Regions from separate parts of the Homo sapiens genome. Here region 1 is linked to region 2. The links are chromatin loops, found by intact Hi-C in ENCODE. Cell type or tissue: gastrocnemius medialis. All regions are shown on one strand.

Region 1 (5,000 bases), 330 kb before region 2:
ATTATTTGGAATTTCTATGAACACACAACACAAAGTAAGAATGTGATCTGGAAATGACCCAGAGGACTCATTAAATAGTAACTAACCACTCTGACAACCTAGATCCCAAAGTAGAGTGCTTTTGGAGGGTGGAGCATCATTTGGTCAGTTTTATCAGTTTTTATAGTCAGTCCTTTCATATCCATGTCAATAAATCCTAGCATCTAATCAAGTTACATGTGATAGATACTCCCATCTTCTCTGCAGCCAACTTGTTACCCTCATCCCAACTATGCACATATTAAGTTACTGTCCCCCACCACATAGCTTTCCTGATTTTATATATCACAGACACAAAATATAATGAAGTATTATAAATTATTCTTAGGTAATGGATGAGTTATAAACTTCTTTTTAAAAAGTCTCAAAATTGTTTGCTCTGTGTATGTGTGTTTGTATATGTTTGTGTGTATGTGTGTATTCCTGCACCTAAAATGGATAGAGGGGCAAAATTCAACTTTTGAGCAACTGCCTATTTTTTGATGGTTCCTAGGTTTTCCATCCTTATGCTTTCCTTCATCCCTGAGGTTTTGCTGCAGCCAGTAGTCAGTGAACAATTTCCGGAGCTCTCTGGGGGCACTCCAGCCAATACAGCATGGCCCAGCAGGGGGATATCTGTTTCTCCCAAGGCTTGCCCACTGGCACAGCACCGGACCATGAAGCCCCTGAGCCTTGGTGCTCTTATTCCTTTGCTGGGGGACTCTGCTGGGGCAGCCCTCCTCTCTGAATTGCTTCACCTCTCAGGAAGTTACTTTGTTTGCAAAGAGGGCTACAGAAGCTGGTGTTCTAGATCTTTTGTCTGAAAGACACTGCCCTTAATTTGTCTTCATGAGGAGGGATGAATGTACACACTGTCATTATGATTCTTTTGTCAGTGGGGCCTTGGATGCATGGTGCACAGTGGTTAAGAGCGGGCTAGAATCAGCAAGGGCAGCATAGAGTGGTTAACAGTTTAGAAACTGTTTGAATCTTGATTTTCTTACTGTGTGACCTCTCTAAGCCTTCATCTCCCTAACAGTAAAACAGAAAAAATGAGGTTGCTGAGAGCATGTTAAATTGGTTAATATATGTCCATGCCAGGAAAAAAGTAGTTTTTAGCCATTGAATAATATTACTGCTGTAACAACACAGACATTCCTGAAAAGCCTTGTAACTGGTTTCCTATTTACCACACACATATGAGATAATTCACCAAATACAAATATGTACAGTAGCAGAATAACCTGCATTGTAAATGGCACATCAGCATGAGAAATCTACAAACCTACTTCTTAGTGTCAAAAATTTGGGGGAAAAAGAAGGCAGAGAAATTACAAACTCCTTCTCTACTCTTCACTTATTCTTCTTTCTTATCTTTAATGTCTTTCTTCATTTCTTCACTTCTGATTTTATTATCAAATTTTAGGAGTTACTGAGTTAATGCGTTATGTTTTCTTTAAGAGATAGCTCCTCTCTATCTCCATCAAATAGCATGAAATTTGAGGCTTGTGTACTATCAAATTGTTTGCATTATTTTTAATCCATGACATTGATGATAGCTATAATATAATCTCAGATTCCTGATTCCTGCTTGTATTTTGTTTAAACTCTACTGCCTATTTAATATCTGACACTGCTAAGCATTTTGCTGGCTTACAGAATATCATTTTTCATGCTAATAACTTTAATGAAAATATCAGACAAATATATAAATCATTATATGTGAAATAGAAGAGTCAGCACAGACTTAAATACACTAATTTGCTAACCATGTTTAGATATTATTATTTTCAAATACTGGTGATATTTGAGTAAATATTTTGATATTCACTCTCATTATACGGTTATGATTTCTTTCAAGTATATTATTTGAAATTATTTTATTTTCATGTGTGAGTATGTGTGTGTACTTATTATATTCCAGTTCCACCCCTGTTCTTGCAGCACACATGGCTGATTGCATAATCATATCAATAGAAAAAATATGATTCCCTTAGCCCTAATAGATGCTGTACCAAACAGTGACAGTCCACCTGTCTCAAGAAAGAGACAAACTTATAAGATGCTGACTGTTCCATTTAAGCATTGCCATGCTCATCAGATAACTGGCTGCAAAAATGAATACTGCATTATTAAAGAGAAGAGAGGAATAGACTGGAGCAAATGCCATGGTTTTTAGTGACTTTCTTTTTCTTCAGACATAAATAGAATCACAGAGGTAAGCCTCTGCTCTAATTAATTCTCTCCTTGGTTACACTGTGAGCCTTCCCTTCACTGCCCTCATCAGAACCACCTGAAGGGAATAACTAATAAGAGTTCATCTGTCATCCTTTGTACATGATAAAATTCAGACTGCTTAGAAATCAAAGGTGCCAAGTTATGCCCACCTGCAAAGAAATCATAATAGAGAATATTTATGTAGCTTTCTCGACTGCATGATTTTTTCACATTACCTTACAGAGGTCAGGAAGCTGATTCTGCTGTCCTAAATTTAAACTACAGAAGGTAGGGTATGTTTTAATGACCCTTCAGCTGGGCACAAATTAGACACGCCAGCAGAGGGCGAGCATTAGCCATAAGAAAGGCTGAGGTTTACATTATGGTTTATAGAGGCAAACTCTCCCCCACTTACACTCACACAATTATTTTGGGGGCCTTATTTTAAAAGGTTTCTGTTACATGAAGACCCTCAACTTCTGTCTTCACAGCCTACCAAACTTATACTGAGACTTTTGTTATAAAAACATTTTCAGGTTTAGGGAAGACAGACTGTCACAATGAAATTCATTAAGCTTTGAAATAAATCAAGCCTGCCTGGGTTTGAACCCTTGGAAGTTGTGTGACCTGAAGCAAATTTCTTGACTTCTCTGAGCTTCAGTTTCCTCATTAGTAAAATAGAGATGAAAAGGGTACCTGCCTCATTGTGTTGTTGAGATACCCATATGGGACAATACACGTGTAAAGGATTTAGCTCAGTATCAGCCACAGGGTGAAATTCTGATAAGTATTATCTATCGTTAATTCTCAGTACAAATCCTGGGAAACAGTAGACACTGAAAAATAATAATAATGTGTATAAGAGGAGCCCTGCTAAGAGTGGATTTGGGAAGGCTTGTTAAAGATGAGTCTGCAGAACTGAAGGATGAGATGCTCAAGGAAGACATGCATATTTCATTAAGAAGAGGTGAAACCTACAAGAGTGAGGAACCAATGGCTGACATTCATGGTTCACAAACTTAAAATGACTAAGAAATTATCAGGGGAATTGAGTGCTGCACATGGAAATGGAAATAAAACAGGCTGGATGGTTTTATATCCAGAAACATAATTTAGTCAAGCAATTGTGTCAGGATAGAGGGATTTTCTACATCTATTTTAGCACCCAAGTTCTTTCTGGCAGGATTTGGGGAAGAACACATATTTTGGAATTTGGCAAATCACAAACAGGCCCATCTGTCTGGAAAGAAATGGTCTTTACCCATTTTTTTTTTCCAGCTTGAAACATGAAAGATGTGATTCTAGAAGCAAAAATGGGTTACAATTTTAGGAAATAAAATCAGTAAGGACCAACATCTTTACAGAGTAGGAGTACTGACAAATCTCATGGGAAGAACTATATCTACCTTTTCATTCTAAATGGTGTATGCAGGGGCTACTAAATCAAACAGCTTGACTAAGTGGGTTTGAAAGAGAATTAACAATTTTGCAGAGATGTTCATCTACTTGCTGAAAAGAGTTGGTATGATTGATCTGTCTCCCTAAATCCTGAATACTGTATGGAAGTAGGCTCTTAAATCTAAGAATTACACTTAGTACAAACACTATATTTTTACAGCTACTTGCACAGAGCTATCCCTATGGGTGTCAACCAAAAGTAGATAAAATGGTCTTTCTTCAAATAATTACTGGGTAGCCAATATTTTTCTATACTCTAAGGACATGTAATATACCTCTATAAGGTGAAATATTAGGTTGTAATGGCAAAAACTGCAATTACTTTTGCACCAACCTAATAAATTCTAAAGAGATGTTCAGGTATTCTTCTGTGGTATTTAAATACACATCTAAATAAAACAGGCCTTAGTACCTACCCGAGCCAGAAATCTATCCATGAAACAAAGACTATTAAAGATGATATATGAAATGCCACATTTAAAAAACACTCCAAGTAATGTTTTAAAAATAGCATGTCATCTAAAGCCAGATGAAGATTTGAAAACACACAAGACAATTTAGAATCTTTTGGCACTTTGGAGGATCTGACAGCAGCTAGTGTCGCTGGAGGGAAGAGGTAGCACATCTCGAAGCCACGTTAGCCACAGTCATACATGTACATTACATGTATACTAACAAGACATAGCCTGCCCCAAGATACACATCTTTTAGGTAAGAAAATACAATTGTTCAGAAAAACAATGTTAATGATTCTATAAGTTTTCTTCTCTGATTATACTAATAAGTCCAAAACAAGTTTTTATTTATAATAGTTTAGAAACATTTGGTGCATTACACTCACACAGGCAACACAGCACAAAATAACTGGTTCCTTCACAATGTATTAGGCATAAGACGATGTGAACTATGTTTTATTATGTAAAATTTTTAATGTAAAAAGTAGGCAAATTATTATAATGAACACTTACGTGCCTATCAACTGGTTTCAGTGATTATCAACCCATGACCCTTCAATCATTTATAACCCTCTCTTCCCCTCCTCAGCTCGTATTAATTTCAAATCTCATACATCATATCATTTTACCCTTAAACATTTGAACTCTTTTTAAACACAGCCTTCAGTACAATTACTTCATATATTCACAATGATTCTCTAATACTGAATATCAATTTGGATGTTTAAATTTACAATTATCTCACAAAGAGCTCTCTCCTTTTAATCAGAATCCAAATAATATTTAAATGTTGAATTTATTTATGTCCTTTCAGTGCACTTTCTTTTTTTTCCCTTATTTATTTATTTATTT
Region 2 (5,000 bases):
AGAATGTTATATGTAAGTATCTGTGGTTGTATTGATGACAAAAATGCTGCTGTGGTTTGTTGCCTATATTCATAATTGAAAATATAAAGATGATCTCTTCCTCTCTCTATATATTATAAAATATGTTTTATACATATATCTATATTAATTATAGATAATATATAGATTATATATAGAGATAGATATCTATATCTATCTATATAGATTATATAGATAATGCATATATAATATGTATATTCTCCTTATATGTGTGTGTGTATATACATATATAATATATGTATTTTAATCCAAGTTCAAGAATGCTCAGAACTCATCCATGAACCCTGAGATAAAGCACCTGTGCTAGAGGAAATCATGTACAGGATACACAGAAAGCAAAGAGTTGATTGCAACTAAATGGTTCAATAAGTTGCAGGAAAAGTGATATACATCAGTTTACTTGCAGATTCCTAAAGATTGATTGGTTAACAGGCAAAGAAGCCTAGGGAAGAGTGTATACAAAAACCACAGTGTCAGAAAAGACCATAATATGTGTAGGCAATACTAAGTAGCTTGCCTCAACAAAAGAGGGTGAAGAAAACCTGGAAATTAACGATGGACTAGAATGCACAGTTTGTTCTTTAAATCAGAAGGATTTTGCTCTAATTCTACTTGATTTAATAATATCTTATGTGCTTACTGGGATTTTTAGTTTTTCAAGTCCTTCAGAAAACTATTATTGTCATTTTGTAGTCTGTGAAGTCCACATTCTCAACACCCATTGCAATAAAATTAGCTTTATTTTTATGGTGAAGAATTTTCCAAGCATGGATATTTTTATCAAGATAACTATTGTCAATAGGAAATATGGCATAAGTGAAAATATCACAAGCAAAGATTTCTTACCCATATTTGATTATATCTAAATCAGTTAAAGGAAATAGGATGGAATGGGATTTGATTTTCCCTTATTAACATTATTTAGCTTTTCTTCAGTATAGTTGCATTATGTGCCTGCAACATCCCATGGATAGATGAAATGGGTTATCTCATTTATTATGTAGTATATTATGCCTTTCTAGAATAGATAGAAAATAAAGTACTAACATCAAATGGAATTTAGAGCAGTTTTCAATTGTTGTTAACTTATCCACATTTATTTTCAGTGAGTGTCATAACTCCACAGATCGAATCAAAGTCAGAGTATGGGATGAAGATGATGATATTAAATCCAGAGTCAAGCAACATTTCAAAAAGGAGTCAGATGATTTTCTGGGACAAACAATTGTAGAAGTGAGGACCTTGAGTGGAGAAATGGATGTCTGGTACAACTTAGGTGATTTTTTTTTTTATCTACTTGAAAACGAGTTAAATAAAACCCCTGAATACCTGTGGCATGTATTACATTCCCATATAAGTAAAAATAACCAATGCCTTTCCAGGACATTCTGTTGAACTTTAGATGATTCATTTCATTGACAAGAAAAGGCTATTCTTTTTTCAATACTGTTGAAAGACTTTGGTAAATTTGAGGTGAAAGGAGAAATCCCTTTCCAAGAACTACCTAGATGTCTTTTAGAGAAAAATGTTATTGCATTCTTAATTTTTAATGTATGAAATACAGCTTCACAAACCCTTGCCAAATACATGCGAAACAAATAACCTATTATTTAATGCTATTTGACTTATTTCCTTCTTGTCCATTAATGAAATTTTGGCAATGAAGGAAAAATGTATTTTGAATTGCTTTCAAATGACGGTATAACAGTAGGCTTTAGTTGACAAAGTCAAGTAAACATGTGAACTCATGCAGACTCTCTTGATGAAGATACTGAGAAGGTGATTAATTGGAATGATTTAAAAAATTATTATGGAACCAGAAATTAAATAAGGTAAGTTTTAATTTAACTTTTACTAGAATAAAATAATAACATAGAATTTTCTGTGGTGATTTAATAGTAGTAAAATATATGGGTCACCTCAGTTTCTGCAAAGGCACGATCTGAAGATGTCTTAATCATATCCTATAAAGTGTTTTAATTAAACTTTTGAGGGCTGGCTGGATATGAATTAAAGAGTTGACACATTCCTTGGGTTACAAAGAGTTACCACTTAGGATACCAACATATGTTAACAAATTAAAAAGTGCTTTTGACTTTAAAAAAATCTGCATACTTTTAGTAATGAAATAATTGACAAATGGAGGTCACATTGAATTCACAAAACTCTAGATTATAGAATAATTCAATGAAAGAGATATTTAATTTATCTGAACACAGATGATTCAAGTTAAACTAAGAACTAATTATTAAAACTATCTTAAGAAATCTTCCTTAAAGAAGATTTGTACTCTTATGTATTGGAGTAGAATTTTTACCTCTGCTATAATGAGCCACCCCCCAAAGCTTGTTTTAACTATTAAATGACTTCGTATATGAAAATAGAATTACTAACTGAGGGTAAATTTCAGGCCATTAACTCTGTGGAACATTCACAAATTATTTCTTTATGAAAGAGGTTTATCTTTATATGGACTTCTTTTCTGTAATACGTTAACATATTCTTGGGTCGAGGCAGTAAAGTTGTAATTCAGAACAGAAATTTCTCCAATGTATTCTTTTAACAAAACATATATGAGTACCTGGCACAGTGGCTCACACCTGTAATCCCAACATTTTGGGAGGTGGAGGAGGGAGGATTGCTTAAGGCCAGGAGTTTGAGTTCAGACTGGACAACATAGTGAGACCCATCTCTACCAAAAATTTAAAAAATATTAGCCAAGCATGGTGCCATGTGCCTGTAGTCCCAGCTACTCTGGAGGCTGAGGCAGGAGGATCACTCGAATCCAGGACACTGAGGCTGCAGTGGACTAAAAGATTATGCCACTGCATCCCAGCCTGGGTCACAGAGTGAGACCTTGTAAAAAAAAAATAAATACATAAGAAGAAGAACAAAAAGAAAAACCATGTACCAGACTATATTCAGAACTTGCTGAGGAATTTGAATATGCTGCTATTAGTAAAATCAGCCATCTAGCTCTTATGCTGAAACTGTCCTTCAGTCTATGAGATGAAAATGTGATGAAACGCAATATTGTAAGTCTTTACCTACCCACCCTCAGTAGTTTTTTGCCCTCATTGCTGATGTTTAACCTTTGAGAGTGTGTACAGGTTTTACCTTTTTTAGCTTTGTGTAAAATCCCTAAATACATTCTATCCAAACAAATAACCTATTTCTATTCTTGATACAACCCTCCTTATCACTTAAAATTCATTCCACTACACAAAGGAAGTTTTGACTGAAAGCCTTTGGTGTCCAAGCAGAGCCTGCTTCCCAAAGATCCTTAGGGATGATGACAGTTAAAAATCAAAGAACCAATAAAGCTCCCCTGGATTTCTGGAAAGAGGTGTGTGACCAAAAAAGACCCTAGGTCTTGCATTTCTCTTGGCCCCAGCAGAGAATTTTTATTTTTATTTATTTATTTATTTTTGAGACGGAGTCTCGCTCTATCCCCCAGGCTGGAGGGCAGTGTCGCGATCTTGGCTCACTGCAAGCTCCGCCTCCCAGGTTCACACCATTCTGCTGCCTCAGCCTCCCGAGTAGCTGGGACTACAGGCGCCTGCAACCACGGCCGGCTAATTTTTTTTTTTTTTTATTTTTTTTTATTTTTTAGTGGAGACGGGGTTTCACCGTGTTAGCCAGAATGGTCTCGATCTCCTGACCTCGTGATCCTCCCGCCTCGGCCTCCCAAAATGCTGGGATTACAGGCGTGAGCCATCGCGCCGGGCCCAGCAGAGAATTTTAATATTTCTTGAGAATCAACTCCCTCTCAACCAGTAGGAAAATCGCTTATGATCCTGGCACTTAGAAGGGAAGAATCTTTGCAACACAAATGACGATTAAAGAATAACAGTGAAAAGTCAGCAGACATTCCACAAGAGGGAAGTCATCTTCATGGTTTAACTGTACCTTATACGGCTAAAGATACAGCTATGTTTAGAAAGAGGGCCAATTTAAAGTCCTCCGCACTGACTTTGTGTCACTTACCTAAATCCTATTTTCATTTGTGAAATGGGTCAGATTGCCTCTGTGTTTTGTATCTGAAATGGGTCTTGAACTTAGGACCCTCCACTACAATCACAGCCTAGATTATGCCTCTATTTATCGCAAAGCTATTGCTCAGTTTATACCGAACACGTACGCACGCACATTTTATGGCTAAATTGACTATATGTTGTTTCCATTCAAATAAACAGTCCAGCACTTATAAGTTAGCCTAGGGTATAGACTGTAGGTCTTTATAAATCACTGACAATGAAAACTATTAACATTTTGTTATAAACCAGAACTTTGGCTCATCTTTTCAAGTACAAAGAGAAGAAACCAAGTAGTGACAGCTTTCAGATAAAATAATTTCCTATTTATACACCGTTTTTCTTGATTTTGATTGCCAAATAACTTATTTAATTTCATTGTATAAACTGATCAAATACACAGAAATATATGAGAATTGCAGGGTCTTCTGATTAGTTTTTTTATTTGGAATATCTGTAAGACGCTTGATAATTACAATACCACAATAGGCAAATATTTTTAATTGTATTTAGGGGAATCATAGTTACTTTTTTTGCATTTTTAAATAGAGACAGGGTCTCACTCTGTTAGACAAGGTGAAGTGCCCTGGTGTGATCATAGCTTAGTATAACCTCAAACTCCTGAGTTCAAGAGATCCTCCTGCCTCAGCCTCCTAATTAGCTAAGACTGCAGGCAAGCACCAACACACCTGCCTAATTAAAAAAAAAAAATGTAGAGACTAGATCTTGCTATGTTGCCTAGGCTGGTCTCAAACTCCTAGCATTAAGTGGTCCTCCCACCTTGGCTTCCCAAAACACTGAGATTATAGGCAAGAGCTACCACATATGGCCTCATCATGGTTACTTAATAAGCAGCTCTGACTCAGAAAAATAGCTTTTAGCTACTTAAGCCGTTTTTTTGTTTTTTTGTTTTTTAGCTTTTGAGAG

Evidence for each region. A loop is a pair of places that touch in the nucleus more often than their neighbours do. Peaks named below come from ENCODE experiments on the same cell type or tissue, not always from the same donor. Only the 100,000 strongest peaks of a DNase experiment are listed, where the experiment ranks them.
Region 1: a loop joins it to region 2, with 4 times the contacts of the local background. A loop is called at or near these places in 4 of 110 quality-filtered maps.

Annotation. Positions count from the first base shown.
Region 1 is chr15:53,960,558-53,965,557 of GRCh38, forward strand. It overlaps a transcript of UNC13C not described here. Among named protein-coding and RNA genes, the nearest start is that of UNC13C, 15 kb to the right of the region's middle. In gastrocnemius medialis, a CTCF peak has its summit at 2,581 (motif pointing right); no DNase peak of the experiment used is centred here.
Region 2 is chr15:54,292,750-54,297,749 of GRCh38, forward strand. It overlaps UNC13C (unc-13 homolog C), which reads left to right. Exons shown (of 33, transcript NM_001080534.3): 11 at 1,146-1,315. Among named protein-coding and RNA genes, the nearest start is that of UNC13C, 320 kb to the left of the region's middle. In gastrocnemius medialis, no CTCF peak of the experiment used is centred here; no DNase peak of the experiment used is centred here.